Linked DNA regions of Homo sapiens: regions 1, 2, 3, 5 and 6 are each linked to region 4. A link is a loop called in an ENCODE intact Hi-C map of the cell type or tissue named here. Cell type or tissue: chondrocyte. All regions are shown on one strand. Region 1 holds the start of RXRA (retinoid X receptor alpha). Region 2 has its middle 59 kb from the start of PPP1R26-AS1. Region 3 holds the start of LOC124902297 (a long non-coding RNA gene). Region 4 holds the start of LOC105376311 (a long non-coding RNA gene). Region 5 holds the start of LINC02907 (long intergenic non-protein coding RNA 2907). Region 6 overlaps VAV2 (vav guanine nucleotide exchange factor 2).

Evidence for each region. Hi-C counts contacts between places; a loop is a spot of excess contacts. Peaks named below come from ENCODE experiments on the same cell type or tissue, not always from the same donor. Only the 100,000 strongest peaks of a DNase experiment are listed, where the experiment ranks them.
Region 1: it touches region 4 in a loop (4-fold over the local background); 70 of 110 quality-filtered maps call a loop at or near these places.
Region 2: it touches region 4 in a loop (5-fold over the local background); 8 of 110 quality-filtered maps call a loop at or near these places.
Region 3: a loop joins it to region 4, with 11 times the contacts of the local background. A loop is called at or near these places in 107 of 110 quality-filtered maps.
Region 5: a loop joins it to region 4, with 5 times the contacts of the local background. A loop is called at or near these places in 5 of 110 quality-filtered maps.
Region 6: a loop joins it to region 4, with 6 times the contacts of the local background. A loop is called at or near these places in 2 of 110 quality-filtered maps.

What each region holds. Positions count from the first base shown.
Region 1 is chr9:134,323,266-134,328,265 of GRCh38, reverse strand. It overlaps RXRA (retinoid X receptor alpha), which reads right to left and starts at 1,811. Exons shown (of 10, transcript NM_002957.6): 1 at 1,607-1,811. The coding sequence starts at 1,634. RefSeq lists an enhancer at 1-525 and silencers at 1,136-1,275, 2,014-2,063, 2,134-2,313. In chondrocyte, CTCF peaks have their summits at 1,041 and 2,127 (motif pointing right); no DNase peak of the experiment used is centred here.
Region 2 is chr9:135,410,526-135,415,525 of GRCh38, reverse strand. No RefSeq gene overlaps it. Among named protein-coding and RNA genes, the nearest start is that of PPP1R26-AS1, 59 kb to the left of the region's middle. In chondrocyte, CTCF peaks have their summits at 2,529 and 2,758 (motif pointing right); DNase peaks (open chromatin) are centred at 1,915, 2,765 and 4,455.
Region 3 is chr9:134,168,338-134,173,337 of GRCh38, reverse strand. It overlaps LOC124902297 (a long non-coding RNA gene), which reads left to right and starts at 1,313. Exons shown (of 2, transcript XR_007061834.1): 1 at 1,313-1,577; 2 at 4,576-5,000. In chondrocyte, a CTCF peak has its summit at 4,392; DNase peaks (open chromatin) are centred at 47, 287, 2,147, 3,117 and 2 weaker places.
Region 4 is chr9:134,441,373-134,446,372 of GRCh38, reverse strand. LOC105376311 (a long non-coding RNA gene) reads right to left here and starts at 1,170. Exons shown (of 5, transcript XR_007061841.1): 1 at 814-1,170. RefSeq lists an enhancer at 2,457-3,035. In chondrocyte, CTCF peaks have their summits at 2,645 and 2,873 (motif pointing right); no DNase peak of the experiment used is centred here.
Region 5 is chr9:135,341,912-135,346,911 of GRCh38, reverse strand. It overlaps LINC02907 (long intergenic non-protein coding RNA 2907), which reads right to left and starts at 3,663. Exons shown (of 3, transcript NR_171012.1): 1 at 3,441-3,663; 2 at 2,459-2,890; 3 at 350-1,618. RefSeq lists an enhancer at 3,910-4,622. In chondrocyte, CTCF peaks have their summits at 2,547 and 2,778 (motif pointing right); DNase peaks (open chromatin) are centred at 61, 2,937 and 3,571.
Region 6 is chr9:133,790,186-133,795,185 of GRCh38, reverse strand. It overlaps VAV2 (vav guanine nucleotide exchange factor 2), which reads left to right. Exons shown (of 30, transcript NM_001134398.2): 13 at 3,317-3,403. Among named protein-coding and RNA genes, the nearest start is that of SARDH, 54 kb to the right of the region's middle. RefSeq lists an enhancer at 2,118-2,167. In chondrocyte, a CTCF peak has its summit at 2,018 (motif pointing left); no DNase peak of the experiment used is centred here.

The DNA of each region.
Region 1 (5,000 bases), 120 kb after region 4:
CCAGCCAGGCCCCTGCCACGTCCAGGGGCCAGACACTGAGCTGAGCATTCTTGTTCCAGAGGAATCGTCTGGGAGAGCCTAGCTCTGTGTGTGTGGATGTGTGTGTGCACATGTGTGAGTGCAAAGCTTTAACAGGGAAAGGCAGCCCCAGCCCACTCCACACTGCACTCGGTCACAGACAGCGCAGCATTCCCTCCTGCCTCACACTCAGCAGTACCACGAGCTGGGGGTGCTAATCCCAAATCCACCACCTTGTATCCTGGGGGCTCAGCCTCTCCCAGCCAGTTTTCTCATCTGCAAAATGGGCATGAGCGCCCACCCCTGGAGGCTGAGCCCTGGAGCTCATTCAAGGCCTCGAGCCCACCACTCCATCATGACAGAGGCAGGGAGTAAGCGTTAGGTCTGACAAACCTGGAACCCACCGCCTGCCCCGGTCACGGGGCAGCACACCTGCCTGTGAGTAGCAGAGGTACTCAGACTCTCACCCTCACATCCAGGAGGGGCTAGGTCCATGCTGGCTCCCCTTGATGCCCCATCTCACTAAACATCCCTGCAGCTACATTGGCTTCTGAGCACCTCCTGGGGTGGCCAAGCTGCACCCCAGGCTGCAGGGAGGGTGGGCAGGAGGGGCTACGGATGGCGGGGGCTTCATTCATAATCAGCTGTTTCGATTTCCATTCAGCACAAATCCTTCACCCGGCCTGACAGCCTGGCTGCCGTCCCACCACCAAATTAATATCCTTCCCGGAGCTAATTTATAAAGTCTCCCCCTTCTCACTAGCTTCCAAACCCTTGGGAGGGCAATGGGTGGGGGCCCCAGCCATGCCCTCTCCCCCTTCTCGGTAGGTCTGGGCCTGGAGTTGGCGGGCAGTCTGGGATAGGAAGCTACCGGGCGGGATGGCAGGAGGAGGAGGGAAACTGACCCTACGCGCCTCTGCGCTGTCCTGCTCACAAATGGAGAGCCAGCCTGGGAGAACACCCGGGGGTGCCAGAGTGAGGGGCCCCATTTCTGGAATGGGGCCTTCCCAGGTCTGACGTTCTGTTCATACAGCCCCGGGGGACCCTGCCCACCCGGGCGTGGGCTGCTTTGGGGATAACAGGGTCCCAGTCTGTTTCCTGGGCGGACACACACCCAAGGGCCAGCGGCCTGCTAGAAGCCGCAGCCCGACGGGCGGGCGGCGCAGAGGCCGCTCGGGGCCCAGCGCGCCGTCCCGGTCCCCAGGCCAGGGAGGCCGGAGCCGCGGAGCGCAGAAGTTGCTCCTCCCGCTCCGGCCGGGTTCCTGTGCGGCGCGGCTGCAGCTGGGCGCCGGGGCGCAGGCGGCCGCCGGTGAGCGGGAGACCCCTCCTCGTCCCGGGCGAACCTGCCACCCGCCCCCCGGCCCCGCCGCCCGCCCGCTGCCCAGCCCCGCCCCGGCCCCGCGAAAAGTTGCCCCGGGTCGACCCTCCCCGGGCCCGGCGCCCGAACTCACGCGAAGGTCGGCGAGGGGTCCGAGCGGGGCCCGGGCCGGCGACCCCCCGCGCGCGCCGCCAACGCGCCCCCGGCCCCCTCCCGCCCGCCGGCCCCCGGCCCCCGGCCCCGTCCCCGCCCGGCCCGGCGAGCACTCACCGAGCGGCAGGAAATGTTTGGTGTCCATGTCTGCGACTAACTCATGCCCGGCCGGCGGCGCAGGCAGCGGGCGGCGGGCGCGGCGGCCCCCGGCGCGGCCGGCCCGGGCCCGGGCGGCGGGGAGCCGGCGGCTGCGGTGGCGGCGGCGGCGCGCGGAGGCCGCGGCGCGGCGAGTTGTTGCAAAAGTCGCCCAACAATGTAAACTACTTGTGTCTGCGCGCCGCCGCCGCGCGCGCCCGGCCCGCGCCCCCGCCGCCGCGCGCCCGCGCCCCGCTCCGACCGCGGCGCTGCGGCGCCGGCGGGGGGGTGGCGGGGGGCCCGCGACGGGCGCTGACTCGGCGCAGCGCCGCCGCCACCGCTCGGCCCGCGCCCCGCCCGCCCAGCCCCGCCCGGAGCGCGCCCCCCTCCGCCGCCGCCGCCCCGCGATCGCCGCCCGCCCGGCCGCCGAGTTGAGAGCGCCGTGCAAACTTGCGAGTTCGCCTCCGCCAGGGGTTCCCGGGAGCCGCGAGGAGGCGGCGTGGGAGGGGGCGGGGCGCAGAGGGAGCGGGGCGGGGGCGGGGGCGGGAGCAGAACTCCCTCCCCGGGCCCGCCACACACTCGCGCACACACACACTTGCGCGCAAGGGCCCGGAGGAGGCGGAGAGCCGGGCCGGGAGCCCAGCGGCCGGGCCATTGTCTGCGCGGCCACACAAAGCGGCCGGGCGGTGGCCGCGAGGGGACCCCGGCCCGGGCCAGGCAAGCGCAGAGCCGGGCGGGATGGCCGCGGCACCCATACCTCGCACCCCGCCGCGGCGGACACGTGGGGAAACTGAGGCCCGGGAGTGGCGATGTGCCCCAACGGCAGAGGACAAGCTCCTCGTCCGGGGAAGGTTTCGTCTTCCGGACGCTACCCCCGGTCCACCCCACACTTTCACGCCCTACCCCCACGGAGAGACCCACGAGCCCACCGGGAACGAGGAGGGGTGCGCGCTTCGCCTCCTCATCGACCCGCACTCCTGGGACCCCTCTTCAAAGGCACCAGGCTGGGCAGGCGCTGCCCGGAGTTGGACACAGACTTTGTGGCCGGTGGCTATTTTTATACCCTGGGTAGTTCTCTGCCTGACTTTTAAATTCACGATTTGTTTGAAAACGAAAGGAAGCACTCCTGCCCCGGGACAGCTCGGGCCGCCTCCGCCGCGCGCCGCCCGCCGCCCGCCGTCTCGGGCGGCTGGAATTCGGATTTGGGTGTGAGCTACCTGCGCGCCGCCAAGCCCAGCCTTCCTGAGCAGGCGCCGAGGCGCCCCGCCGCGCCCTCCCTCCGCACCCCCACCGCGAGCTTGCTGACCACCTAGACCTAAGGGCCCGGGCTGCGAGGCACAGGGACTGACCATTCACGCAGGCTGCGCGTGGTGGCCCGGGTCAGGGGACGCTAATGGGGAGGGAGGTGAGGAGGTGATGACCGCGTGTGGACAGCCATGACACGGCCCAAAGATAACAGCCCGAGACCAGAGAGGTGTCCTGCTGCCTGGGTGCCCCTCAAGTCGGGCCACCCGGAGCTGGGTTCCACGAGGGCTCCGGTGGCCTGTTCCGGTGGGAGGTCTTGGTTCCACTTGGGACAGAAGTGCCCTGGTTGGGCAGCCCACCCCCAGCACAGCCAGAGCCCAAGGCAGCCCTCTCCCCCTCCCCCTCTTCACTGACCCCTGGGCCCCTACCAAAGGCCACCCCGTCCCCCTATTCACACACCCTGTCCAACAGGCAGCCTGCCCCACTCCCTCCGGGATGAGGGCCACTGTTGACACCTGGTCCTCACCCACTGTGGTTACAGCCACAACAGACCCACTTCCCCACTGCACATGGCATGCCGGCCCAACCCACTGCCCTTCTAAAACTGAGTTCCTCCTGCCAGGGAGGGGGGCGGCAAACAAAGGATAGGACTGAGAAAGAGCCCCCGTAAGCACCAACATACACTGCAAAAGTGCCATGTGCCCGCCGCGTTCCAGGCCTGTCTCTGTGACTGCTTGGGCCCCTCCTGACTGTACTCAGGTTGGGGGGTTGGGGGGGAGTCCCAGATAGACAAGGCCTGGGCCAGATTGCAGGTCCACCTCCTACCAACCGTGTGGCCTAGCTGGGTCACTTCCCTCCTTGTATCTCAGTTTTCTCATCTGTAAAGTGGGAACAACCACTCCCTCCTCACTGAGTCACTGAGATGACTAAGTGAGATAATATGGAGAGTCTGCGCTCGGGAGGACGAGCTCGGTGTGACAGTTATTGTGATGATGATGATGATGAAATGACGCTGAATTAGGCAGGCCGTTCGCCTATGCTCAGTGCAGGGAGAGCAAGGCTCTATCCAGCCAAAGGGCTCAGGCAGCTTTTGGGATCACTGGTTCTTGAGTCAGGTTTTGGAGCAGGGAGGTTCCATCAGGCAGTGGCCGCCCAGGCAGCAGGGCCGGCTGAGCAGCGGCCTGCAGAGAGAAGGAGCAGCAGGCCGCGGACGGCAGGTCAGGACACGCCAGGCAATGGTGGGAAGGCTGGGCTGAAGTGTCTGAGGTCACCTCCCAATAGTGGGCGGTGTGGCATGCTGGACTCTCCACCCCACCCCCATCTCACTCCTTGTCCCTGAAAACTCAAGACTCAGGAGCTGTTGGTGCCTGGAGTCGGGGAGGCACATGCAGACAGATTTCCATGTGGGTTCCTCCTGGGAAGGCTGAAGGTTCCAGAAGGGCCCTCTGTTCCTAAGAAACACCGGAAGGCGTCATCCCCTGCTCTAGAGACCACGTGGAGAGCGCACGGAGTCCGGAGTCCTGCAGATCTGGGCTCACATCCAGCCTCTGTGCCCACAGACGGTGAATGGCTCTCAGCCCCGCCCTTCTCTTCCATGGGGCAGGGGCCTGGGTGCTCGGCCGCCGAAAACACACCAGGTCCTTGATGGAAAATGACGATGCCGCTTGTTATTTCTGTGGCCACTACTTTTTATCCTCCCCCTCAGTTTGGAGCTTTTTGGTGCAAATGATTCTACACGAAACCTCCCGGGATAGTGGCTGCCCCATATGAAATGGCCAGGTCTGAGCCAGCCATGGAAAAAAACACCCCAGCCTTCCCACCATGTGCTGCTACAGCCAAAACTATTTTTATAGTAGTATCCATTTATTCACAACCTGCGATCTAAGAAGGTTTTGTTTTTTTGTTTTTTTGTTTGGGTCTTTTTTTTTTTAATTTCCCTGAGGGACGCTTTTTAAGGTACTTTGGCCTATTTCATATGCCTGTCTCGGCTCAGTCTTGTAAACAGTCCCGGGAATTGCTTGTTGAATAATATTTTTAAAGGCTGGTCTCTGTGCTGGCTGAGCATGAGGAAGCTGGCGTCTGGGTGGACTGCTCCCAGAAGTTCCCAGGACACCAACGGGGCTCTAAGCTG
Region 2 (5,000 bases), 970 kb before region 4:
TGTGGGTAAGGGGTAGAGACCCCACCTCTCAATGGGAAGAGGGTCAGTGTGGGTAAGGGGTAGAGACCCCACCTCTCAATGGGAAGAGGGTCAGTGTGGGTAAGGGGTAGAGACCCCACCTCTCAATGGGAAGAGGGTCAGTGTGGGTAAGGGGTGGAGACCCCACCTCTCAATGGGAAGAGGGTCAGTGTGGGTAAGGGGTGGAGACCCCACCTCTCGATGGGAAGAGGGTCAGTGTGGGTAGGGGGTACAGACCCCACGTCTTGATGGGAAGAGGGGCAGTGGGGGTGGGGGGTAGAGACCCCACGTCTTGATGGGAAGAGGGGCAAGGACTTGGGGCCATGTTATCGTTTTTAGAGGTGAGGTCTCGCTGTGTTGCCCAGGCTGAATTTGTTTTTGTTTGTTTTTGAGATGCAGTCTCACTCTGTCGCCCAGGCTGGAGTGCAGTGGTGCGATCTCGACTCACTGCAACATCTGCCTCCCAGGTTCAAGCAATTCTCTTGCCTTAGCCTCCTGTGTAGCTGGGATTACAGGTGTGTGCCCCCACGCCCAGCTAGCTTTTTGTATTTTTAGTAGAGATGGGGTTTCACCATGTTGCCCAGGCTGGTCTCGAACTCCTGACCTTAGGTGATCTGCCTGCCTTGGCCTCCCAAAGTGCTGGGATTACAGGCATGAGCCACCGCCCCTGGCTTCGCACACCTTTTTCCTTTGTGTCTGGGGGGCGAGAGGGATCAGCTGTGGACACTAGGATGGGTGTTGGGATTCAAAGACCCCCAAGTAACCTGGAGCTCCCCTAAAAGCCACCACAAGCTTCACAGCTGGGTCCTTGCTAGACAGAGCCCTGCAAGGGATGGAAGCACTGTTTTAAAAAATTGGGGTAAAGTCCACATAACATAAAATTAACTGTTTTTACAGACCACTTTATTGAGGTAGAACCGATGTCTGAGAACCGCACGTATTTAAAGTGGATGATTGGATGAATCATTTTCAGGTGCACAGCTTGGGGGTGTTTAGACATTCATGGTGTTGCGTAACCACGACCTCCAGCTAGTTTCAGGACGTTTTCAGGCCTCCAGGCCGAAGCCCCGTCCCTATGAGGCAGTGGCTCCCCACTCCTGGCCCCCACAGCCCCGGGAAGCTCTGTTCCCTCTGTCTCCGTGGATTTGTTCACTCCTCACATGTCGTGGAAAAGGAATCACACCACGTGTGTCCTCTTGTAACCGGCCTCTTCCACTTAGCGTAATGTTTTCATGGCCCAGAATTTCCTTTCTTTTCTGGCTGAGTAATATCCCACTGTATGGATGGACCACACGCTGTGACCACATTGCTCTGTGGATGGACATTTGCAGGGGCATTGTGAACAATGCTGCCAGGAACATGTGTGTGCAGGTTTTTGCTGGAATGCCTGTTTTCAGTTCTTTGGGGAAAGCACTTTTCATTTTTTAATGAGAAACCACTGGTCAGCGTAGGGGATGGCTATGAAGGGGGACGTCTCTGCCTTGTTTAAAAGAGAAAGAGGAACAGAATCCTCACCACAACCCCCGGCGCACTTTTTTGAGGAAAGACTAGAACCTTTTGCAAAATCTCCAAAGGAATCAGTTTTGTGTGGATGGACGTGCCGGAAGGAACCAATGATTCCCGTCCATCTTCCAACCCATGGGGCAGGGCCTCAGCTGGGTGTGGACAGAGGCTGCCCATGGCTCCTGTTGGCCCCTGGGTGACCGCAGGCCCCTCTATGGGGAGTCGTGGGGATAAAGCATCCGTGAGCTTAGAGGCCCTGCAAGGGCCTCTTCAAGGACCCTTCTTCTGGAAGCAGAAGGCCCTCCGTGGGGAGGGGTCACTGTCATCCCCGAATCCGGCTGGACCCTGTGGGCTGGAGGTGGCCACGCCGGGTGGCCCTGTGGCCTGTCCCCTAAGAGAGGCAGTGAAGCCTGCTGTGCAACGCAGGGGCCTCTCGGATCAGGCAGGCAGTCCCGGTGCAGCGTGGGAGCCGGGCCGCAGACCTCCCGACCTGCGTGGGGTTGGAGGCTGCCGGGCAGCTCTAGCGGGGGTTCTGGGGAACCAGCCACCTCTCCAGCGACTGCACCACCAGGTCTGCGCCAGTGGCTTCATGTATTTAGGTCCCTGTGCTGTGGAGTGAATTATGTCCCCGGGTTCAGACCTTGGCTCCCAGACCCTGTGTGGCTATTTGGAGACAGGGCCTTTGGAGGTGATGCAGCTCAGTGAGGTTGTAAGGGTGGGCCCCGATCTGACAGCGTTAATGACCTTCTCGGAAGAGGAGGGGAGGCCAGAGCTCTCCCCCTGCGCATCCCGGGAAAGGCTGCGTGAGGACGCAGTGGGGCAGCCGTGAGTCTGCAATCGTGGGTCTCACCAGACCTGGAACCAGCTGGCCCCTTCATCTAGGACCTCCCGGCCTCCAGAACGGTCAGAACTGAATGTTTAAGGCCCTGGTCTGTGGCGTTTTGTTGTGGCAGTCTGCGCTGACTGAGAAAGAATCTTCCAGAAAGAACCTCGGGCAGCTGAGTCAGTCAAATTACCTCAGTTTCCCCACAGCCGAGAAGGACCCCACCCCACCATTCAGAGCTGCTTTTAGCATCTGACACTTTGTGCCCCGCGGATATTCCTGCATTACTTCGGATCTGAACACCAGGTGTATTACGTGTTTTCATCTTGGTGCCTGGGTTTTCCGGCGTCCACCTGGCTCCTTCCTGCAGAAATGCCGGCTCCGCCCGCTGGGTGCCAGGGTCCCTCCACCGAACGCGCTGGGCGCAGGGCCGCGAGCGTCCAGCAGGGGGCGAGCGCGCGCTTCCCGGAGCGGCGGGGAGCCGGTGGGTCAGGCTGAGACGCGCGGAGAATCAGCCGCAAACCCCTCGCCCGGCCCGGGAGGCTGCGCTGGGCTCGCGAAGGCCTGGAAGCTTCCCCGTTCTTTCTTTTTTTAATTTTATTATTATTATACTTCAAGTTCTAGGGTACATGTGTACAACGTGCAGGTTTGTTACATATGTATACATGTGCCATGCTGGTGTGCTGCACCCATTAACTCGTCATTTAGCATTAGGTATATCTCCTAATGTTATCCCTCCCCTCTCCCCCCACCCCACAACAGGCCCCGGAGTGTGATGTTCCCCTCCCTGTGTCCATGTGTTCTCATTGTTCAATTCCCACCAATGAGTGAGAACATCTGCGCTGACCTATGGCTTCTTTTTGGAAAAAAGTGCATTCAGAGGCCAGGCACGGTGCCTCACGCCTGTAATCCCAGCACTTTGGGAGGCCGAGGTGAGTGCATCACTTGAGGTCAGGAGTTCGAGACCATGCTGGCCAACATGATGAAAACCCGTCTCTACTAAAAATACAAAAATTAGTCGGGCGTGGTGGCGGGCACCTGTAATCCCAGCTACTCGAGAGGATGAGGCAGGAGACTCGCCTGAACCCAGGAGGCAGAGGTTGCAGTGAGCTGAGATTGTGCCATTGCACTCCAGCCTGGGGGACAGAGCAAGACTCCATCTCAAAAAAAAAAAAAAAAAAGTTCTGTCAGGCCAGACGCGGTGGCTCACACCTGTAATCCCAGCGCTTTGGGAGGCCAAGGAGGGAGGGTCACTTGTGTCCAGGAGTTTGAGACCAGCCTGGGCAACATAGTGAGATCCACATCTCAATAAATAAATAAATTAAATAAATAAATAAATAAATAAATAAATAAATAGGCAAGCCGGGTGTGATGGCGAAGACCTGCAGTCCCAGCTACTTGGGAGGCTGAGGTGGGAAGATCACCCGAGCTTGGGAAGTGGAGGCTGCAGTGAGCTGTGAGTGTGCCACTGCACCCCAGCCTGGGTGACAGAATGAGACCCTGTCAAAAAAAAAAAGTGCTTTCACAGTTTTCTTATTTTTATCGATCCACCCTGTGTGGGAGGGGTATTGCCACTGGAAATGGGGCTGGTCTGCCCTGGGATGTGGTGTTCTGGTATAAAGACCAGGTCCTATTTTGAAGACTTAGTAGAAAAACAAATGCAAAAAAATCTCATTAATAATTCTTTATATTTGAGTATATTGGGTTTAACAAAAATACATTACCAGGATGAATTTCCGCTGCTTTTTTTTTTTTTTTGCCTCCTTAAATGTGGCTGAGCTGTGTTTCCGCTGGACAGCCCCAGGCCCCGGAACGCAGATTCGCAGAGGTGGTGTTTCACCGCCTGGTGGAGCTGAGAGGGTTTCCTGGATCGTGCCGGGAGGGCTCAGCACTCGTTGGCGTTTCCCGTTGGTGCTCCCAGGGCTCAGCTGGCTTGGGGTCCCACAGTATTTCCCTGATTCCCTGACTCCCACCTGACCTCCCACATGGGTGTCTTGGGGAAGGAAGGAACGCACCAACCCCTGGTGACCAGAGGCCGACTCTGGAACTGCTCCTTGAAATCGGTGCACCGGGCAGCCCCTCCTCCAGGTTTCAGTTTGGTTTTCAGGTGGGGGTCACCAGGGCCGTCTGTCCATGGAGGCCACAGGCGGCTGCAGGCAGGGCCTGCCGCAGCTGCAGCCCGGGCTGTGGTGCACCCAGTGAGCTTGGCTCTGGACTTACAAGCTTCCTGAGGTTCGCCCTGCCCTGGGTAGGCTTTCAGTCTAGGAGAAGACCCAGGTGAGGAACAGAGAGACATTAATACTGATAATAAGAATAATTTTAGCTAAAATCTGTTGCCCACCTAAGATGTGCCAGACCTGGGCTCAGCCTTCACCACATCATCCCTTTCAGTCCTCGGTCACCTCAGAAGCTAGATTTCGAGACCCTTGGGACCTGCTGCTCTCCAGGGGAGGGAAGGGAGACCCTGGGCTCTGAAGGGCCTGCCTCTTCCTGGATCCACAGGGTTTTCCAGAGCTGCTGCAGCGAGGAGGGCAATGCCTGGGGCTTTGTGGGTGCCACTCGGGGAGCCTGGGTTTCTTAGGGAACAGCTGGAGTTGGGGTCTCACTGGGGGCTGTGAGTCAGCTCGGGCGGCCACACCAAAATAACCCCAGGCTG
Region 3 (5,000 bases), 270 kb after region 4:
AGACCAGAAAAGCCCCTCCTGGTGGCACCACCCGTCCCTGAAGCCTGGCCTCTCTTTCTGCTTAGAACCCACACTCAAGGTTGCCGCAAAGTTCTCGTAAGTAGGGGCTGCCGCGGTGTGTGTGGAGTTATCCCAAAGTCATTCCGCACTCCCTGTGTGGCGTAGGGCCGGCAAGTGGCCTCTCTGTGCCCTGGGTTTCTCACCTGTCCGTCCGGGCAACAGCAGTGGCCACCTCTTGCCAGCCGTGCTGTCCTTAGAATGACTTGTTAAAATCGCCTGCCTCCCCTCCTGGGGTACCGAGGACCTCAGCCCCAGAGAACTGCACGGGGGTCTGTGAGTGGCTAAACTAAGACACACGAGCTGGGCTCACTGGCCTGTACCACATCCTCCTGTCTCTGCAGCACAGGCCGGGCTTCTGATGGTGGAGAGGACTTGTCCTCTTGCCTGTCCCCAGCCCACACCCACTAACACCCATGGAAACAACCGAACGCGAGCGAACTACAGCAAGAGCCCTCTTGCGGGCTGCCTCTGGGGTCTAGAGGCAGAGCCGGATCATGTGCAGCCTGAGAAGTTTCCAGAACAGCTGTGAGCCAGCTCCTGGAGGGTCGATGGCCTATGTCTGAGTCCCTCCTGGTCCCATAGGCCTGAGGCTCCGTCCCTCCTTCTTTCAGGCCCTCAGGACGCTCGCAGGGAGCCAGTCCAGGGAGATTTATGTCCCTGAGGAAGGGGAGCCCCAGCACTTGGTCCATGCAGGGCTTCCGGCCCATCGGAGCCTCGGGGTCCAGGGCAGAACCGGAATGCTCAGGAGGCCAGCACTGGGTCAGGCAAGAAGCGTCTCCGGCCAAACGCCAACCCTGGGAACGTTCCATCCCCTCCTCCCTCCCGTACGTCCGGGGTCAGCAGTCACTTTATTAATAGAGGCCCCTGAGCCCTGAGAAGAGGTCTTCTCCCCCTAGACAGTCATCACCCTCTCTGCAGAAGCAGGGAACGGCAGCCCCTTGAGCAGGCTTGACTGGGAGGCCATGGGGGCATCCCTGCAGAGTCGGAGAAATCCAGGGAGTCCTGGGCCTGCCAGGCAGGGCGGTTACCACTCTGCCCAGAGGTCACCACAGGCACTGTGAAGGGAAATGTTTTTTCTCCTTCCTAAGACACCATCTACTTCAAGGCCAATATCCATTTCATAATAGTGCTGGGGGCGGGGGGGTGGGGCGGCAAAAAGAAACCACAGTAACTGTGTACTTCGGGCAAAGTGCCTGGTCCTCAGGAACCCAGGACGTGACGGGGAAGGCATCTGCATGCAGGGAAACATCCCATTGTAAACCCTCGGGGCCTTCGATACACAGCACTGAAAGGGCCTTATCTGGACCCTCCTGCTCCCCCTGCACATCACTGACAGAGTCTTCCAGTCCCAGGAAACCTTGGAACACACAAAAAGGCACGCTGCGTCCTTCCCTCACCCTTGCAGGGCCTCCCTGAGCTGCTCCACACTCTGGACCCAATGGGAAACAGAAAACCCACAGGAATGCCAACGACTCTCCTCCGTAGAAACGCCAGTGGTGCCCGTCACGTGCTGATTGGTAAGATTAGAGCTCTTTTTAGTTTTTATTGTACTCTTTCTCCCTGTCGTTTAGTTTGTTGTTTGTTTTTAGAAATGGGGTCTCACTCTGTCGCCCAGGCTGGAGTGCAGTGGCATAACCACAGCTCACTGCAGCCTCGACCTCCCAAGTTCAAGCAATCCTCCCACCTCAGCCTCCTGAGTAGCTGGGGCCACAGGTGCGTGCCACCACGCCTGGGTAAATTTTAAAAATTTTTTACAGATGGGGTCTTGCTATGTTGCCCTGGCTGGTCTTGAACTCCTGGGCTCAAGTGATCCTCTAGTCTCAGCCTCCGGAGTAGCTGAAACTACAGGCATGAGCCACCGCGCCCGGCTCAGTGTTGCTTTAAATGTCTCTATAGTGAGCAGGTATTCTATGTATCACACAGAAAACATGACCTTCTGAAAAAAACAATGCCAGAGAGAGTCCAGACTGCAACTGGAACTGTTGCGTGCTGGGCACATACCAAGAACCCCACAAATCTAGGCATCTCCCAGCATCTCCTGGGGCCCCGCTGCCAGCTGCACCTGAGGGTGTCACCTCGGATGTCCAGCGGACACTCCAGCCTCAGTTTCTCCATGGGGTAAACAGGACAGTCAGGGCTGGCTGCCACCGAGCCCTCACCATAAGCTCAACCCCAGGGCGGGCACTCTGCAGATCAGTCCCTTCAAGGGGAAAGACACTGAGGCACAGAACAGTTAGGGGCCTTGCCCAAGCCCAGAGAAGCCAGGCGGAGAGGGCTGTGGTGAGAGCCGGGAGCCCCAGCCAGGATGCGGGTTGGTGGCTCCAGCTCCACCCTGAGCGGTGCGGCCCCGCCCCCTGGTGGACACTGCTGGAACTGCCCAGCCCTGCACCCTAAAAGACACAGGTACCCTGTGTTCCATGCCTGTTGGGTGTCCCACCCCAAGAGGGGCGACTGACTGGGGCAGACACCCAAGCTCCCGAGCCCAGCAGCCTGACACTGGAATACTGTTCCCAAAGTGACCAAAGCAGCCAGGCTGTGTGGCTCAAGCCTGTAATCCCAGCACTTTGGGAGGCTGAGGCAGATGGATTGCCTGAGGTCTGGAGTTCTAGACCACCCTGGGTAACATGGTGAAACCCTATCTCTACTAACATACAAAAAGTAGCCAGGAGCGGTGGTGGGCGCCTGTAATCCCAGCTACTCGGGAGACTGAGGCAGGAGAATTGTTTGAACTCAGGAGGCAGAGGTCGCAATCAGTCGAGATGGCGCCACTGCACTCCAGCCTGAGCAACAGAGACGCTGTCTCAAAAAAAAAAAAAAAGTGATGGAAGCGGAGGCAGGGGTAGGAGGAACACCCCACCCTGGGGCCAGCCCACCACCCAGGCCAAGGCCAGCAGGACGGGGGCTGGCAGGCAGGGACACCCACCAGCCAGGGGCAGTTCCAAAGGACCAGCCCATTCGAAAAGCTGCTGGTCAGCGTGGTGGCCATTAGGAGTGGCCTTGAAGCTCACCCGCTGGGCCCCAGTGGTTACTCGAAGACTTGTGACGGCCCCAGGAGGGTCCTGGGTCACCGAGGCCTTCCGTTCTGAAAGGGAATGAGTCCTTGGGGCCTCTCGCTATTCCTGGGAATGTCGCCCTGGCTCTGACACTTCCCCTGGCTCCCAGCGGAGAGCCTCCCGGGAACCTAGGAAGGCCTCTGGGACCAGCCAGCAGGTGGGTGGAGGTGCGTGCGTGAGAGGTGGGCAGGGCAGGGGTCAGGCCACCCCATTCCTGCCTCACCCCACCCCAGGCAGCCCACAGATGCTGCCAGTAAGATGTGTCTCCAGGAGACATTCCCTGTAAAGACTGAACTCTGATCCCGCCACATCACTAACTCCGCAGGATGGTGCTGGCGGCCGGGAGGAGCGCTTCTCACTGCACTCACTCCACCCTCGCTTCGTCCTTCCTTCCTTGTGGGTGCCCAGAGCTTGGAGTTTCGAAAGAGCGGGCAGCCTCGGCCCACCACATGGCCAGGTTTCTGGGGAGGGAGAATGGCCACCTGTGGGGGCCCAAACTGTCCTCAGCCTTCTATCCTGCTGAGTACTGACTCACCAACACTTCCCCAGATCTGGAGCAGAAATGTCATCAGCATTCTGGAAAATACAGTCTCCCTAAAGCCATGTGAGCCTGCAAATAAGAGTACAGGGCCGAGCGTGGTGGCTCATGCCTGTAATCCCAGTACTTTGGGAGGTAGAAGCAGGAGGATTGCTTGAACCTGGGAGGCAGAGGTTGCAGCGAGCCGAGATCACACCACTGCACTCCAGCCTGGGTGAGAGCGAGACTCTGTCTCAAAAAAAAAAAGAGTACAGTAGTCCCTGCTTATCTGAGTTTCTGCTTTCTGCAATTTCAGGTACCCACGGTCAATAGTGGCCGGAAACTAGGTGAGCATGGAACACTAGGATATTGTGAAAGAGAGATCACACACACTAACTTTATTACAGCAGTATATTGTGGCAATCGTTCTGTTTATCATTAGTAATTACTGTTAATCTCTTACTGTGCCTAGCTTTATCATAGGTATGTATGTATAGGAAAAAAAAACAGTACTGTATTTCTACAGTTCGGTACAATCCACAGTTTCAGGCCTCCACAGGGGGTCTTGGAAGGTATCCCTGCATCCGGATGAGCGGGGAGTACTTTTCTGTAATCAGAGCCCAAGCAGCTTTCTGCTCTGAATAATCTGGATCACTGCCTGAAGTCATCCATTTAGTGCATATTTGTTGAGTGCTTTCCGGGGCCATACCCATGTGGACATGGATAAGGCTGAATTTGCAGAGCCGGTCTCCAAGCTCTTTGCCTGCAAATCAAGTGGCTGCCACTGGGAGGTGCCCAGAGTGAACTCTGACTGGTCTGGGTTAGGCCAAAGAGCTAAAGCCACTCAGCCTTCCTCCTGCTCTGTCTTCAGCCCTCCTCTTCCCTGCTGTTTTCTTCCCTTCCCAGGCCCCTCTTTTCTCCTACCTGCACTGTTTTCCTTTACAGAACATAGAACACAGCCAGGAGCGGTGCCTCACGCCTATAATCCCAGCACTCTGGGAGGCCAAGGTGGGCGGATCACTCGAGGTCAGGAGTTCGAGACCAACCTGGCCAACATGGTGAAATCCTGTCTCTAGAAAAAACACAAAAAAGTAGCTGGGCATGGTGGCACATGCCTGTAATCCCAGCTACTCTGGAGGCTGAGGCATGAGAATTGCTTGAACCTGGGAGGCAGAGGTTGCAGCGAGCCGAGATCGCACCACTGCACTCCACCCTCAGCAACAGAGCGAGACACCGTCTCAAAAAAAAAAAAAAAAAAAAAAAAAAACACAGAACGCAACCTCACCAGCCTAGAGATCCCATTAGCCAAGACAGTTGAGTAAATGACACATCCCCCAGGCCTCATTTTCATAAGCCCTCCTGCCAACTAA
Region 4 (5,000 bases):
ATGTGCCTGTAATCCCAGCTACTCAGGAGACTGAGGCAGGAGAATCACTTGAACCCTGGAAGTGGAGGTTACGGTAAGCCAAGATCGTGCCACTGCACTCCAGCCTGGGTGGCAGAGCAAAACTCTGTTTAAAAAAAAAAAAAAAAGTCACCCCATTGGCCTCCTCCCATCACCAACCCCGTTCCCCCATTCTGTGTGTCTCCACTAGCACATCTGACTGTGGGGATTAGCAAAGGCGTGGAATCGCTCTGGAAAAGCTAGGTCCTTATTTCTAACTGCTGGAATGTCTCACGATAGGTCTTCAGTAAGCAGGTTGGTTTCCATAAGGACTTAGGCAACAGTCTGTGACTTTTTTATTTTTGAGACAGTGTCTTGCTCTGTTGCCCAGGCTGGAGTGCATCAGGGCGACCATAGCTCACTGCTGCCTTGACCTCCCAGGCTCAAGTGATCTTCCTGTCTCAGCCTTGAGTAGCTGGGACTACAGGCATGTACCACTGTGCCCAGCTAATTTTTGTGGGGGTTTTTGGTGGAGACGGGGTTTCTCCGTGGAGATGGGGTTTCTCCACATTGCCCAGGCTGATCTCAAACTCCTGGGCTCAAGCAATCTGCCCACCTCGGCTTCTCAAAGTGCAGGGATTACAGGGACCTCAGCCAACTTTTTCATATATATAAATGCTGCTTTCAGTTTTTAAAATTAGCTTTTTAAATTTTAGAATAGCTTTTAGATGTACCGAACAGTTGCAAAGATACTACAGTTCCCATATGCCCCACGCCTAGCTCTGCTCACACTAACATCTCACGTTAGTCTAGCACCTTTGTTGCAATCATGAGCCAGCACTGATACACCTTTATCTATGTCGCAACAGGACATTCAGTCATCGTGTCTCCTGAGGCTCCTTTTGGCTGTCACAGTTTCTCAGACTTTCCTTGTCTTTGATGACCTTGACTGTCCTAAGGGCTGATCAGGTGCTGTTTCAGTCCGTTCTCACTCCGCTACAAAGAACAGTCTGAGACTGGGTAATTTATAAAGAAAAGAGGTTTAACTGGCTCACGGTTCTGCAGGCTGTCCAGGAGGCATGGCTGGGGAGGCCTCAGGAAACTTAGAATCGTGGTGGAAGACGAATGGAAAGCAGGCACGTCCTACATGGCAGCAGGAGAGAGAGAGAGAGTGAACAGCCAGATCTCGTGAGAACTCACTCACTATTACGAGAACAGCAAGGGGCAAGTCACTCCCATGATCCAGTCCCCTCCCATCAGGCCCCTCCTCCAACATGGAAGATCATAATTCAACATGAGTTTTGGGTGGGGACACAGAGCCAAACCCTGGCCCCTCCCAAATCTCATGTCCTTCTCACATTTTTGTTTGTTTGTGGTTTTTGTTTTTGTTTTGTTTTGTTTTGTTTTTTGAGATGGAGTCTCACTCTGTCTCCCAGGCTAGAGTGCAGTGGCAAGATCTTGGCTCACTGCAACCTCTGCTTCCCAGGTTCAAGAGATTCTCGTGCCTCAGCCTCCTGAGTAGCTAGAATTACAGGCACCTGCCACCAGAGGGAAGGAGGGAGGAAGGAGGGAGGGAGGGGGAAGGAGAGAGAGGGGAGGGAAGGAGAAAAGAAGGAGGGAGGTAGGAAAGAAGGAAGGAGAAGGGGGAAGGAAGGAGGGAGGGGAAGGAGGGAGCAAGTAGGTAGGGAGGAGGGAAGGAAGGAGGTAGGGAGGAAAAGAAAGAGAAGAGGGAAGGAAGGAGGGAGGGGGAAGGAGGGAGGGGGAAAGGGCGGAGGGGGGAAGGAGGGAGGGGGAAAGGGTGGAGGGGGAAAGGAGGGAGGGAGGGGGATGGAAGGAGGGGGAAGGAGGGAGGGACGGGGGAAGGAGGGAAGGAGGGGGAAGGAAGGAGAGAGGAAGAGGGAAAGAGGGAGGCAGGGGAAGGAAGGAGGGGGGAAGGAAGGAGAAAGGAGGGAAGGAGGAGGGGAAGGAGGAGGGAGGGGGAAGGAAGGAGGGAGGGGGGAGAGGGAAGGAAGGAGGGAGGGGGAAAGCAGGAGGGAAGGGGAAGGAGGGAGGGAGGGGGGAAGGAGTGAGAAAGAAGGAAGACCACTGAGCCTCCTCTCTGTGCTTCCCAAATGCCCCCACTGACCCACACAGGGGTCTCTGCCCTGCCCTTGGACCTCAAAGGCTCCGTTGCTCACCTTGGAGGGCACCATGGTACCTGACCTTCCCCATCCCCCATAATGGGCAAAAGCCATGATGCCACCTCCTGGATCCCAGGCCCTGGAACCTGGGCCTACAGTCCTGTGCTTGTCCAGAGGTGGACCCCGGGTCAAATCTCCAAGGATTCCTGCTCACCACCCTTTGCTCAGGGAGCAAAGTCGGCCTGGCCTCCTCCACCCATGCCCTGCATTAGAGCCTCTTCACACCAAAAGAAAGGAGGAAGTGGCTGCTTCCTCCTAAAGCATTTTCTGGGTGACCAAGGCCCTGGTCACAACAGCCCTGGAAAGTGGGGAGTTTGTCCTCACTTTGGAGGTGGGGAGATGGGGAAACTGAGGCTCAGAGAGGGCAGGACCCGCCCCCCTCCCTCCTTGGCGCTCTGTCCTCACCTTCCCTGACCCTGCTCCTGCTGCAGGCCAAGCCCACCTGGCACCCAGTAGGGCTGTGTGCCCAGCTTCCCGAACAGCTGACTGCTGAGGCATCTTGGTGAAACTGGGATGAAGCCGGCTCCTGACTGGACCGCTTGCTGCAGTGAGCAGGGGTATGGCTGGGTGGCGGAGCGCCCAGGTGATTCTGACTCACAGTAATCAACCCCACTGCCGGAAGCCACTGTGGCACCCACAGGCCTGGAGGAGCAAGAAGGGACTGGAGGACCCGCGCTGTCCCAGCGTCGCCAGCAGGGGGCAGGGCTGCTTCACGCCGCAGCAGGCGCCGGGGCATCTGTCCTTGGGGACACTCGGGTTCCTAATCAGCTCCATAACCGAGGTGGTGGGATGGGACCTGGTCCTGCCTTGGCCTCCCTTTGGGCAAACTCCTTCCTCGCAGGGCCTCTGCGAAGTGTGGGGACACAGCTCTGCAGGGGCTGCGGGCTCCCTCCGGGCATCTTTACAGAGGGGGCTCGCTGCAGAAAGGCAGGTAGAAAATGCCAGACTCAATGGCCTGCCCGCCCCGATGCTGTCTGAGTCCCTGCCAGGGGGCGGCTGTGCCCATCTGAGAATCCAGGGGACTGGGCTGAAGGCTCTATGTGGCCCTTCCCGATGTCTCCACGCCCCAGCCCCTTCCTCCTGAGGCCCCTGAGACTTCCCTGGCCTCCTCTGGTCACCCAGGTGCAGCTGTCCTTGGGCACAGCGATGACCCCTCCTCCGCCCTGAGTGTGCACTGCCTGCACAAAGTGCAGGGGCTGCCCCGTTCTCTCAGGATGTGCTCTCAGGATGCGCCCCATTCCCCACGTGCGCCCTTCCTCCCATCATGCTGTCTGCTGGCTGATGGCAGGGACGGAAGCACAGGGAGCTCAGCGGTGCCCATCCAGGAGCCATGTGTCCCTGCCCCCACCGCAGGTGCCTGAGCCCCTGCCCCCTCCCTTGCCTCTCAGTTCACAAACCTCCAGCCCACACTGGCTTGCTGTCGTTGCCTGAGAGTGACGGTGAAGAACTTATCAAGCCCAGCATCTCTGGTCCAGAGGGACTGCCCTGGGCAGGAGTCACCGTGGCAACCAAATGCCGAAGGGAGGCCCAAAGCTGGGTTGTCCTGCGATGCCGCGCCAGCCAGCAGCCTGGAGTTTCTGCCTGGCTGGTGGGAGCACGGGGTGGTGTTCGTGTCCCTGGAGGGGCACCAAACTCCCCCCACGCTCACCCCAGGAAGTCCCATAGTAACACCCTGCCCCATTATTAAAACAAGCACCAAGGCCCTGGGAACTTACGGGAAGCTTCCCCTTCCTGGGCTTCTCCCAGAGCCCCGAGGGGTCCGTGTCCTGCAACCACAGACCTCAGCTTTCCCCTTTTGTCCCTGCGCTCTGGCCTGAGAACTCCGAGGGCTCACTCTCACCCCAAGGACGGGTGTCCGTGGAGGCTGTGCCCAGAGTCCAGGGGGCCACCAGGGCACAGAGCCAGCTTCCAACCGCTGGTGTCTCACACAGCAGCACTCAGCCATGTGCGCAGATGTGCAGCAGGATGGGAGGCCTCTCAGCAGGGAGGCCACATCCCAGCTCCCGAAGCCCCAGGGCCGACCCCTTTTCCAGACCACGGAAGGGGCCCACGTGCTTCATGTGTGCAAGATTATATGCAGAGAACATGGGTGGGCCAGACTCAGCAAGCCAGGTCGGCAGAGGGCTGTGCCGACACAGAGGAAGCGGGTGGCCACTTCAAGGACTCCGCCCTCCCTCGGGGTCCATTCACACTTGGACCCCTCTGGAGAAGCCCAGGTTGGTCTCAGTGGGCAGAGCCGAGGCCCTGGCAGGGGAGGGTGTGAAGCCCAGGGAGGATCCTTTGGATGTGCAGCTGGGACCCAGGGGGGCTCCTAAGATGGCAAAGTGAGTCGAGACTCCTGTGGCACCCACCATTCAGCCATGGTTGGGGGCCCAGGGAGTGGCCCAGAGTTTCAGAGCACAGCCGCACAGCCGCCGTTCCCAGGAAGAGGGAGAATGTTGGTGTGGGGTCCTGACTCCACCAAGGGAGGCTGGCTCAGCCCCGCACCCAAGACCCCCACTGTTCTGTCGATCCTTCCAGGGCTGAGTGCAAGTGTGTATGTTCATGAGTGTGTGTGTGCACGGGAGCATGTATGGGTGTGTGTGCATGGGAGTGTGTATGGGTGTGTGTGCATGGGAATATGGATGTATGTGCATATGAAAGCGTGTATGGGTGTGTGCACGGGAGCGTGTATGGGTGTGTGCAACTGAGCCTGTATGGGTGTGTGTGCATGGGAGCATGCATGGGTGTGTGCAAGGGCAGCGATGGGTGTGTGCACGGGAGCAGTTCTGCATGGGTGTGCATGCCAAAGCATCTGTGTGAGCACGTGGTGTGTGCATGCGT
Region 5 (5,000 bases), 900 kb before region 4:
GAGCCCCGGCCCAGAGCCTGCAGGGCGGCCTGAGAGCATTCTCCTCGGGCAGGTGGGAGCTGAAGCCGGGTGTGACAGGTTGGCCTGAGGGTGAGGCCAGAGGAGGAGGTGCCAGGGAGGCCCCAGGGCCACCAGGGGCATCATCCAAGCCCAGACCTGAGTGTGCTTCTTGAAGGGAGTGGCCAGTGGTGACCCCAGGGCTGCAGAGGCGTGGGACGAGACTGGTCCCTGGCCCAGGAGGAGCTGCTGGGGGTGGAGGCGCTCCGGGCCTGGGCGCCAGATTGGAGTGGGCCGTGGAGCTGGTGGGAGGGGAGAAACGGGGACAGCGGGTACCGCCAATTCTCCTGAGTTTTTTCATCTTTCTCTTTTATTTAACACAATCAGTGAAAGGCGTGTTCTAGAATACCAGCCTTAGTCCTCAGACATGTTAATATGAGGCCAACTTGTAATGGGGGAGCAAACATGGCCCCTGGCCTGAATGCAGGCAGCAAAGTCCATTTCCAGGCAGCGTCGACCTCAGGGAAGCTTCCAAGCCCAGTTGCTGGCTGTGTGGTTGGCGCCGAAAGCTGGGGTGCGCTGTGTTCTCAGGGGTGTCGGCACTGCTGCAGGCACACCTGGGACCTGCTCTTGAAGCCACCCCACAAGGAGCAAGGCAGCCCACGGATGCCCAAAGTGCAGCTCGGAACAGAGCCAGCAGGCTCGACTCCATGCATGCTGTTTGATCTGCAAAAAGTGGAGAAGGAGCAGGCGCGGAGCGGGTAGAGAGGGAGGGAGATTTTTTTCTCTTTTATGGCAGAAACCTGAAAGTGTTGGCTGGCAGGGGAGGGGGAGCGAAGGTGCGAGTTCCTGGAGAAGACAGCGCACCAGCTTCGTGCACAGACCATGACAGGCCCTCCTGCTGGTGGGCGCCCACACTGTCGCCCACAGCCCTCCTGCAGGCGCCTTGGAGCGGGTCCCTGGCAGTGGGCAGGGCTGGCCCGCCCCTGCAGAGTGAAGGATAGCCCGGGTTTGGGAACCATGTGTGAGGGTTGGAGATGTCTCTGGGGCCTGTGATCTGCTCCGGGTTGGGTTGGGCTGGGCTGTAGTTGAGGGGCTTTGGGGGACACTGGTCCTCACAGGCTCAAACTAATGTCCACCATGCAGGGTGGTGGCCCTCCCTCTGGAGCTGCTCAGACATTCACATGTGTGTGCACATAGCCAGGCACATACAGGCATACGCACACATGTGCAGAAATGCACATACGTATGCATATCCATGCATGCATATATATAGACACAGACCCGGGCACACAGGCACACACATGCACAAATGCATCACATGCAGAGAGACTCAGGGGCATGCGCACACACACATACCCAGAGCTGCACATGCAGGCACACACACACATATGCCCACAAGTACACTTGTTTGTGTGAAGCACAGACATCCACACGCAGGCATATGTATGCATGCACACACACCTACATGTGCAGACCCTCTAGCCTGAGAAGCCCAGGTCTTCCAGGCAGATGGTTGTGTGAGTTTCTCTCTCCCAGGACCAGGCAGACGCAGCATAGAAGCCCTGATCCGTCTGTTCCTAACCCAGCAAGTGACACACAATAGCCTCTCTGTGTGGCCCTGAGTGGAGATGAGATTCAAAAAGAAAAAAGCAGCTTTCAACTTCCTCTACGTGAAAGGTCATCGCCCCCTCCCCACGTGGGGGTGTCAGGCGATGAGGGAGCCTGGGAGCCCAAGCAGGCTCTCGACAGACAGCTGTCTCTCGCATGTGATGGTGCCGCCGTCTTTCTCACCAGCAGCACGACGCTGCAGGCTCTAGGGGCTGTGGGTAGAGACAGACGGCCTGTGCCCTTTACATCCTTCCAGCCAAGCCCGCTGCTGTACTCCAGATGCGGGCCTTGTTTGCCCTCCCCGCGTATCTCTGAGGTCCCCACGAATTGCTGTGTGGCATGAATGTGAGATCCCTGCCATGGTATCCAAAAGGCAAGCCTCTACTTACAGGAGGGATGAAGGCCCTGAGGGGTGGTGGGTGTCCCATCCCCCTGAGAGTTGGGGGTGCAGAGGGCCCCTCTGCACCTGACCTGCCACCTGGTGGTCACTGTGGTGAGAAAGGGGTCCTGGGACTTCAGGCCTGGGGTTTTGGGGTGAAGATGTCTTGTCTAGAGGCACCAGCTGCCCACAGCCCTGCAGCCACCCTGGCCGAGAGCAGATGATCCAGCGAGTCCTCAGGGGAACATTATCCTCTTTGCAAAATAACTGTGGAATTAGAGCTTGATGTGGGCTTAGCGGGTGCCCTGCAGTGTCTCAGTTCATTCCTACCCAGCAAAGTGGCTGACGTGAGAGCGGGGTCTGCACCGACAGCAGGACCTCCCTGTTCACCTGCTCCCGAGACCACCAGGGAGCCATGCTGTGGCTGTGGCTGAGGCTGAGGGTGGGGCAAGAACCCAAATGCACACAAACCTGCATCATCCGTCCAGCACTGGATCCCAGGGTCTCTCTAGACATTTTAAAAGATCTTTAAAAACAGGGAAGAAAGAAACCAACCCCATTGGGGCGGTGGCGGCTCCCTTAAACTTTCAGCGACTGCCATGAGAACAGAGATTTCGGTGGCTCCAAAGAACACAGGCTTATATTCCTTTGCTTTTCTTGAGGTTCTTATGCCGGAAAGATGCAGGTGTTGCCTGCCCTCTTGCCCTGTGAGGCTGTTCCTCAGCCGCCAGCCCAGGACTGGGCGTCCGGCCGTTCTGTCCACGCTGCAGCCCTGCTGTCCGCTAGATGGCGCTGCGTCATGCCCGTGGCGGGCCTGTCTGGAACCCAGGAAGGCCTGGCGGAGTTCCAGGAGGGTCTCTGGAGACCCAGGCGTCAGCACAGTGGCGGGGACGAGTCCCCTCCCTGGAGGGTGTGAGATCCCCTCATTGCCGGGCTCTGGGCACCCAGAGCACAGATTTTGTTCGCTCACTGCTGGAGAAGCATAGCCTGCCTGGGAAATGCCCCCTCCCCTCTGTGGAGCCGGGAGGTATGCATGCAGGCATGTGTGTGTGTACACGTGTGTGCACACGCCTGTGCCTGTGTGTGCCTTGTGCATTCTGTGCAAGGATGTGTGTGCATGCGCATGCATGCATGCACACACCTGCACACACTCCTGTGGCCGTGTGCTCTTGTGCATATGTGGGGGTTCTGTGTGTGTGTCTGGGGACAGGGAGGTATAGGAGGCAGCTCCCTTTAGCCCATTGGAGGCTAGCCCTGTGTATGTGCTGGACTCCAAGATGACAAAGACCTGCCCAGGTCTCAGCCTCAGCCTGTAACTGCTCTGAGCCTCCATTTACTCATCTGTAAAATTGAGATGCCCCAGTTACCTCCCAGGTGTGATGAGGCCCCATGGAGACCATGGGGCGAGAGGGCCCTCCCCACAGGCATGACGCAAAGTGACATCGATACACACCTGTGTTGTGGTCACGCACCTCCAGCAGCGGCCACAGGAAGGACACTGAGGTCTGCCCTGGGCTGAGGCCCATGGCATCCTGTTCATCATGGGGGTGCCACGGAATCCCCCATCCCACAGGGGAGGAGACGCAAGCTGAGAGGCGAAGCCACAAGCCTGACTCTGAGCCCAGGCTGTCGTCCCGGGCCGCGGTGCCCACACTGCCACTCAGCCCTGGCTGGAGATGCAGTGCTGAGGTGGGCAGGTGGCTCCACCAGCCCCATGAGGCTCAGTGGGACCTGGTGGAGGGTGGCACTGGCCTTGGAGAAGACTTGAGCCCAGCCTCTCTGTGCTGGCAGCTGGGAATGCTGAGAGGCAGGAGGAAGCTGGGGGGCACTTCCTGAGCCCCCACTGCATGGGGACAAAACCCAGGGATCCCTCCCCAGGCAGAGACCCCACCGGGCTCGATCACCAGACTTCTGGCTGTCAGCTGGCACAGAGGCCCAGCAGGGACAACCCCGGAGGAGGGGAATGTGTCATTGGGAGCCTGGGCAGCCATCAACTAGTCCTGGCCTAAACGTGGAGCACCTGGTGCCCGGCCCTTTGGCAGGGCCTTCCTTGGGGACAGAGGTGACTGCTGGTGCCTGGACCCAGGAAGCTCCCCCATCTCCCCAGGCCACCAGAGGCCCCGAGTCACTCCCGGGTGAAAACACAAATCCAGGCTGGGGCAGCTGACAGGTGGTTCCCAGGGAGGAACTGAGGGGTTGAGGGGCAGGAGAGGTGGGAGCTGGACACAGTGACTTCTGGGGCATCAGGCCTCGGCCATCTCCGAAGGAGGGCTCCCGGGAGGTGCACGTGGACAAGATTTCTGGACGAGATCAGGCTGCTTACCCGTCTGCCAAGGCCCTGCAGCTTGGGTGTCTTTGCGAACCTGTCAGTAATTGGGGTTGTGTCCAACAGCCTGTGCCAGGCTCCTTGGCGGGGCAGTCCTTGCAGCAGTCCTTGAAGGTCACCTCGAGAGCCAAGGCTGGGCAAAGCGATGGATCCATCAGGTGCAGGGGGAATGGTGTCTGGGGCCCACAAAGGTCACGATGTGGCCCCGCAGGTGCCAATGAGGGAGCCAGGGTCCAGCCACCTGTGCTTGCCAGCTGGGTGCCCTGGTACCAGGGGACGAGCTCCTTCTTGGTTTGCACAAAGGCTGGTGGGCCCCGTCCAGGAGCTGCTGCCCAACAGTGTGCTCTCGGATCCCTAGGACACGGGGGCCCCAGCTGCATGCTGTGCTCAGCCCCATCGGACACTGGGAGCCCCCTTCTATGGAACCAGAGCTCCCGAGGGGATGCTAGAAAAGTGTGGAGCTCTTTTCCTGGGCGCTGAGCCCCCTGTCCATGGTAGGAAAGAGGACAGTATTAGTGATGGGGATGCAGGGACACCTGTGGCTTCAGAGCATCAGCTTGGAGTGTCTGATTTAGTCATGAGACAGCCTCACCTGGGGAGAACTTTCTTCCCATTTTACAGAGGGGTAAATAGAGGCTGCTGTGGCGCCCTGCCCAGGAGCCCTGGCTGCTTCGAGGCTGAGGAAAG
Region 6 (5,000 bases), 650 kb after region 4:
CACTCCCTTGCTCAGAAACCTTCCGTGGCTCCCTCTGCCCATGAAGCAGGCATGGGCTCCTCACTCTGGCACTCCCGGCCTTCTGCAGGATACTTGCCCCTGATGTCGCAGCTGTGTTCAGCACAGTTCCAGGCAGGTTTGATCCCTCCCAGGCTCCTGCACGTGCCCTGCACTTCCCCGGCTCCGGGTGTTGGCTCAGGTGCACCCTCCTCCTCGTCACCTGGCCACGTCCTGCTCATCCTGCCTTCACTGTGGACAGAACGTTTTCCAGGGAGGATCGCCCCCCACTGGGTTCTGTCCTCAGGGAACTGGCTTCCTCGTGGGTGGCACTCTTCCTCCTGGACACACTTGTTCGTGCCATCTCCTTCCCAGCCAGGCATGTGTCAGCCATAGTCACCTGTGTCCCCAGGCCAGGCACAGCACCTGGCATGTGGTAGGTCCCCTCCAGCTGCATCTGGGTGGAGGGATGACGACCCCCCCCACATCTCCCTCGTCGGGAGCACAGGACACCTCTGCCAGCCCCCCTCAGGGCTGCAGTCCTGCCCTCTGACACCTGGCCCCTGCCCTCTGGGCAGCCCCCCTGGGCTTTGGGCCCCCTTTTCCTTTCCCAGGTACCTCATTTAAGGAGCTCCCTCTGGGTGGGGGAGGGGCTGTAATCTGTCTCTGTCTATAGCTGCTGTTGGGCTGGGACGGGAGTGGGGCCAGTGCTTGGCCGCCGGTGCTAAGAGGTTCTCTGAGCAGGGCTTGTGCTCGGGGAGAAATTTACTCCAAATCCTGTGGGCACTCGTGTGTGGGCACGGGAGGTGGTCCCAGAGACCTTCAGATTCCCGCTCGGCTGCACTGGGCAGCGAGCACCCTGAGGAATGCTCCAGGAAAGCCTCCTGCCATGACGGGCTGACAGAACTTTCTCGGTGTCAGCTCTGCAGCCCCCAAGCCGCCCCTCTCCAACACCTGCTCTGGCCTGTCTGCTGTGAGCCACGGTGTGTGAGCCAGCGTGGATGCGTCCTCGGGGGCTCTGAGACAGTGACAGCAGGTGCAGTGGGCCGTGCACCCGGGCCCTGAGTGTGGTCTTGCGTTTCATACTCTCAGCACTCGGTGTCTGGCTGGCGAGTGGCTCTGAGCCCCTCGACGGGATGGTTTCCCAGGAGTGTAGCTCACGGTGCTGCACAAAGTACTCGGTGACTTGCGGGTGTGCGTCTGCCTTTCTGAGAGCCACCGAACCTCATCATGAAACTTCAGGGCTGGGGGGATTTTAGAAGTCTTTTGATCCATTCCCAATTTATATAGGAAGTCATTCATGCAGCCACTATGGGAGTCGTCGCTGTACCTGGGCTTGATTTCCCCTAGGGACTGAGGGCTCACTCCTTGTACGGCAGCGTCTTTGAGAATCAGCCCCCGTGCCGCTGTGGGCCTGAGGTTTGTCTCCAAGGGAATTGCGGTTTTAGGTCCAAGCTCCATGAGCTGACTGCAGTCCTGCCTCTGTATCAAAGTACAGACATTTCCCTCACCTGCTCATTCATTCGGGCAACTTCCATCTGTTCCTATTTCATGCCAGGCATTGGGCCAGGTGCACGCAGGGGCCGCGGTGGTCACAGTTGTAATGTTTCTGCCTTTGGGAGGGGGGTGGTCCTGAGCTCCAGACTTGCTACTGGGGTCCTTGTCTCTGGGAATTTATTCCTTATTTTAAAGGCAAGTGGACAACGACAAGAAAACGGAACACCCCTTTCAGACAGCGTGCTGCAGCCTCCCCAGGAAGTTCCCTCCTGCGGGGTGGGTGGGGAGCCAATGGTGAGGTCTTCTAGGAACGAGGAAGGGCGGGAGGGATGGGAACCTGCTGAAGACCTGGCTCTGGCTCTGGCTCTGGCCCTGGCTGGTCACTTGCATTTTGGGGAATTCCACCCGCTGCTCTCGGGGGGCAGGGCCAGGACCGCCCACGTGGCCGGCTCCCTTGGGTTCCGCTGTGGGCCAGGTCTGGACACTGCGTTTTCTGGACTGAAGTGGGCACTGCTCTCTGGTGGCCAGCACGAGGATTGCAGCACGGCAGGCAGGCGCCGGAGTGGGGGTGGCCAGACCCGTGGAGAGAGGGACTTCCTGACCCCTCATTCTGTCCAGGCTCCAAGGGGAGGCTGTGGCTTAGAGAGGCTGGGGAGGGGGAAGCTTCCCAAGAACAGGGACATAGGTCAGCCCAAGTCTAGGTGGCTCTTATGTGGCCTGATGTGGCTCCCACACACAGGGCTGCTTCCCTCTATTAGGATGTTTAAGAGGGACCACGTGATGGGGTAGAAAGAAGTGGCACCAGCCAGGAGTTTGGGGCTCTTGGCATCATCACTGACGAGGTGTGGCTCTCGGTCAGTGTGTTCCCTTTCCTGCCTCAGTTTCCTCATCTGTCATGCAGAGGTGATGTTTTTCAGCCCTCCTGTCTCGAGGGCGGCCTCCCCGGCAGGATGGAGGAAGAAGGTCCAGAAACGCCCGGTGCCTGGATGCTGGGTGGGGGGTGGGGGGGGGGGTCCCTTGGGGGCTGAGCTCCTGCATGTATGTGCGTGCATGCACACACACGCTCACACACACACACCCTGCACAGCACAGCTTGCTCACACACACAACCACACAGTCAGACACACCCCACCCGGCACAACCTGCTCACATACACACACACAATAACACACACCCAATCACACGCACCCCACTCAGCATAACCTGCTCACACAATCACACACACAATCACACACACCCTACCCAGTACAGCCCACTCAGACACACATGTTCTCACACAATCACTCATACACATACACACCACAGCACAGCCCGCTCACACACACACACACATGCACCCCACCCAGCACAGCTCACTCACACATACACACAATCACACACACATACCCCACCCAGCACAGCTCGCTCACATACCACACACCCCACCCAGTACAGCCCGCTTATACACACAGTCACACACACCCCAACCAGCACAACCAGCTCACACACACAGTCACACACACCCCACCCAGTACAGCCCGCTTACACACACACAGTCACACACACCCCACCCAGCACAACCCGCTCACACACACCCCACACAGTACAGCCCGCTCACACACACATGCTGTCTCACACACACACACCACAGCACAGTCCGCTCACACATGCTCACACACACACACCCCACCCAGCACAGCTCATTCACACACAGTCACACACCCCCCACCCAGCACAGCCCGCTCACATGCACACACACCCCACCCAGTACAGCCTGCTTACACACACAGTCACACACACCCCACCCAGCACAGCCCGCTCACCTCTGCCTCTTGTTTTCAAGGACTTGGCGATGTACATCAATGAAGTTAAACGGGACAAGGAGACCTTGAGGAAAATCAGCGAATTTCAGAGTTCTATAGAAAATTTGGTGAGTGAGACTGACTCTTCAGGCTAGGGAAGGTCGATGAGGACGTACCTATAAAGTCACGTTCACAGCCCCAGTATTGAGTGAGCTCCATGGGCAGCCACACCATGGCTGCCTGTTGAGAGGCTGGTGCCCGGCAACTTCTGAGTTTGATCTCAGACCCCCAGCATCCACGCTTCCTTGCCCACGACAGCCAACCCAAGTGCCCTGTGCACTGAAGACTGCCTGTGCTCGGGGGGAGGGGGACGGGGAGGGGAGGGGACAGGGGAGGGACTGTATTCATTGCCCAGCCCCCCTTCTCCCCCAAGCCTAGACAGAAGACCCCTTCAAGTCCAAGAGGAGAACTGTGTCTCCCAGGGGCAGGAGACGCCCCCTGGTTCGTGGACCCCTGGCCCACCCTCACCTTGACTCTCCCCTCCAGGGGCAATGGACAGGGTTTGGGCCCAGGCTCGGTGGGGCCGGCAGTCGCCTCTGCTCCTCGGACCCCATCAGGCAGGGCTGCCACCTCCTGGGGCTCCCCAGAGTCTGGCCCTGCAGAGGCCAGGCTTGGGCTACCGAGTCAGTCACCTCGTCCTGCCTGGGGAGAGGGGATGCGCCACCCCAGGAAGCAAACTCCCTGGTCTGTGCTGACCGGAGCCGACTTCCCGAGGATCTGCTGGTTCTAACCTGGGCTTCTCCACCTCAGCACTGCTGACGTCTGGGGCTGGATCATTCTTGGTTGTGGGACCTGCCCCTGTGCGTTACAGGATGTGGAGCAGTGTACCTGCCTGCCACCCACCAGACACCAGTAGCACCCCCACCCCCTCAAGTAATGCCAACCAGATATGCCTCTGGACATTACCAGAGGGTCCTTTGGGTGGCAAAATTACCCCTGGTGGTGAATCACAAACATTTTCACCCTGGTGATTTCACTGACATGAAGCTGGCAGGGGAAGGTCCCCGATGGCCAGGCCACACCCACCCGGTGCCAGCAGCACAAAGAGAATGCCCTCCGCGAACGTGGGGCACGGAAAAGCACCTGCGATACGTCGGCGATGAAAGAAAAAAAAAATAAGCTTCTGAAGGGCATTATGATACTGCCCCCTTCATCTTTCATTTTAGAAAGAAATTAAAATGTGTGGGTGCAGAGGAGGCCAAGGACGGCCGCACCCTGCACCATCAGCACCTGGCGGGTCCGTGCTGCCGTGAGCTCCTGCGCGAGGCGGTCACAAATGCGTACAGTGAGCAGGACGTGAGGAGAAAAGTTCGTTTTGTTTTGTTTTTTAAGTTTTTACATAGAAGTAATACTTGTTCATTAAACAGCAAGAACAGGCTGGGCGCGGTGGTCATGCCTGTAATCCCAGCACTCTGGGAGGCTGAGGTGGAAGGATCACTTGAGGTCAGGAGTTCGAGACCAACCTGGCAAATGTGGTAAAACCCTGTCTCTACTAAAAATACAAAAATTAGCCAGGCGTGCTGGCGGGTGCCTATAATCGCAGCTACTTGGGAGGCTGAGGCAGGAGAATCTCTTGAACCCGGGAGGCAGAGGTTGCAGTGAGCCACGATTGCGCCACTGCACTCCAGCCTGGGTGACGTAGTGAGACTATCTCAAAAACGACAA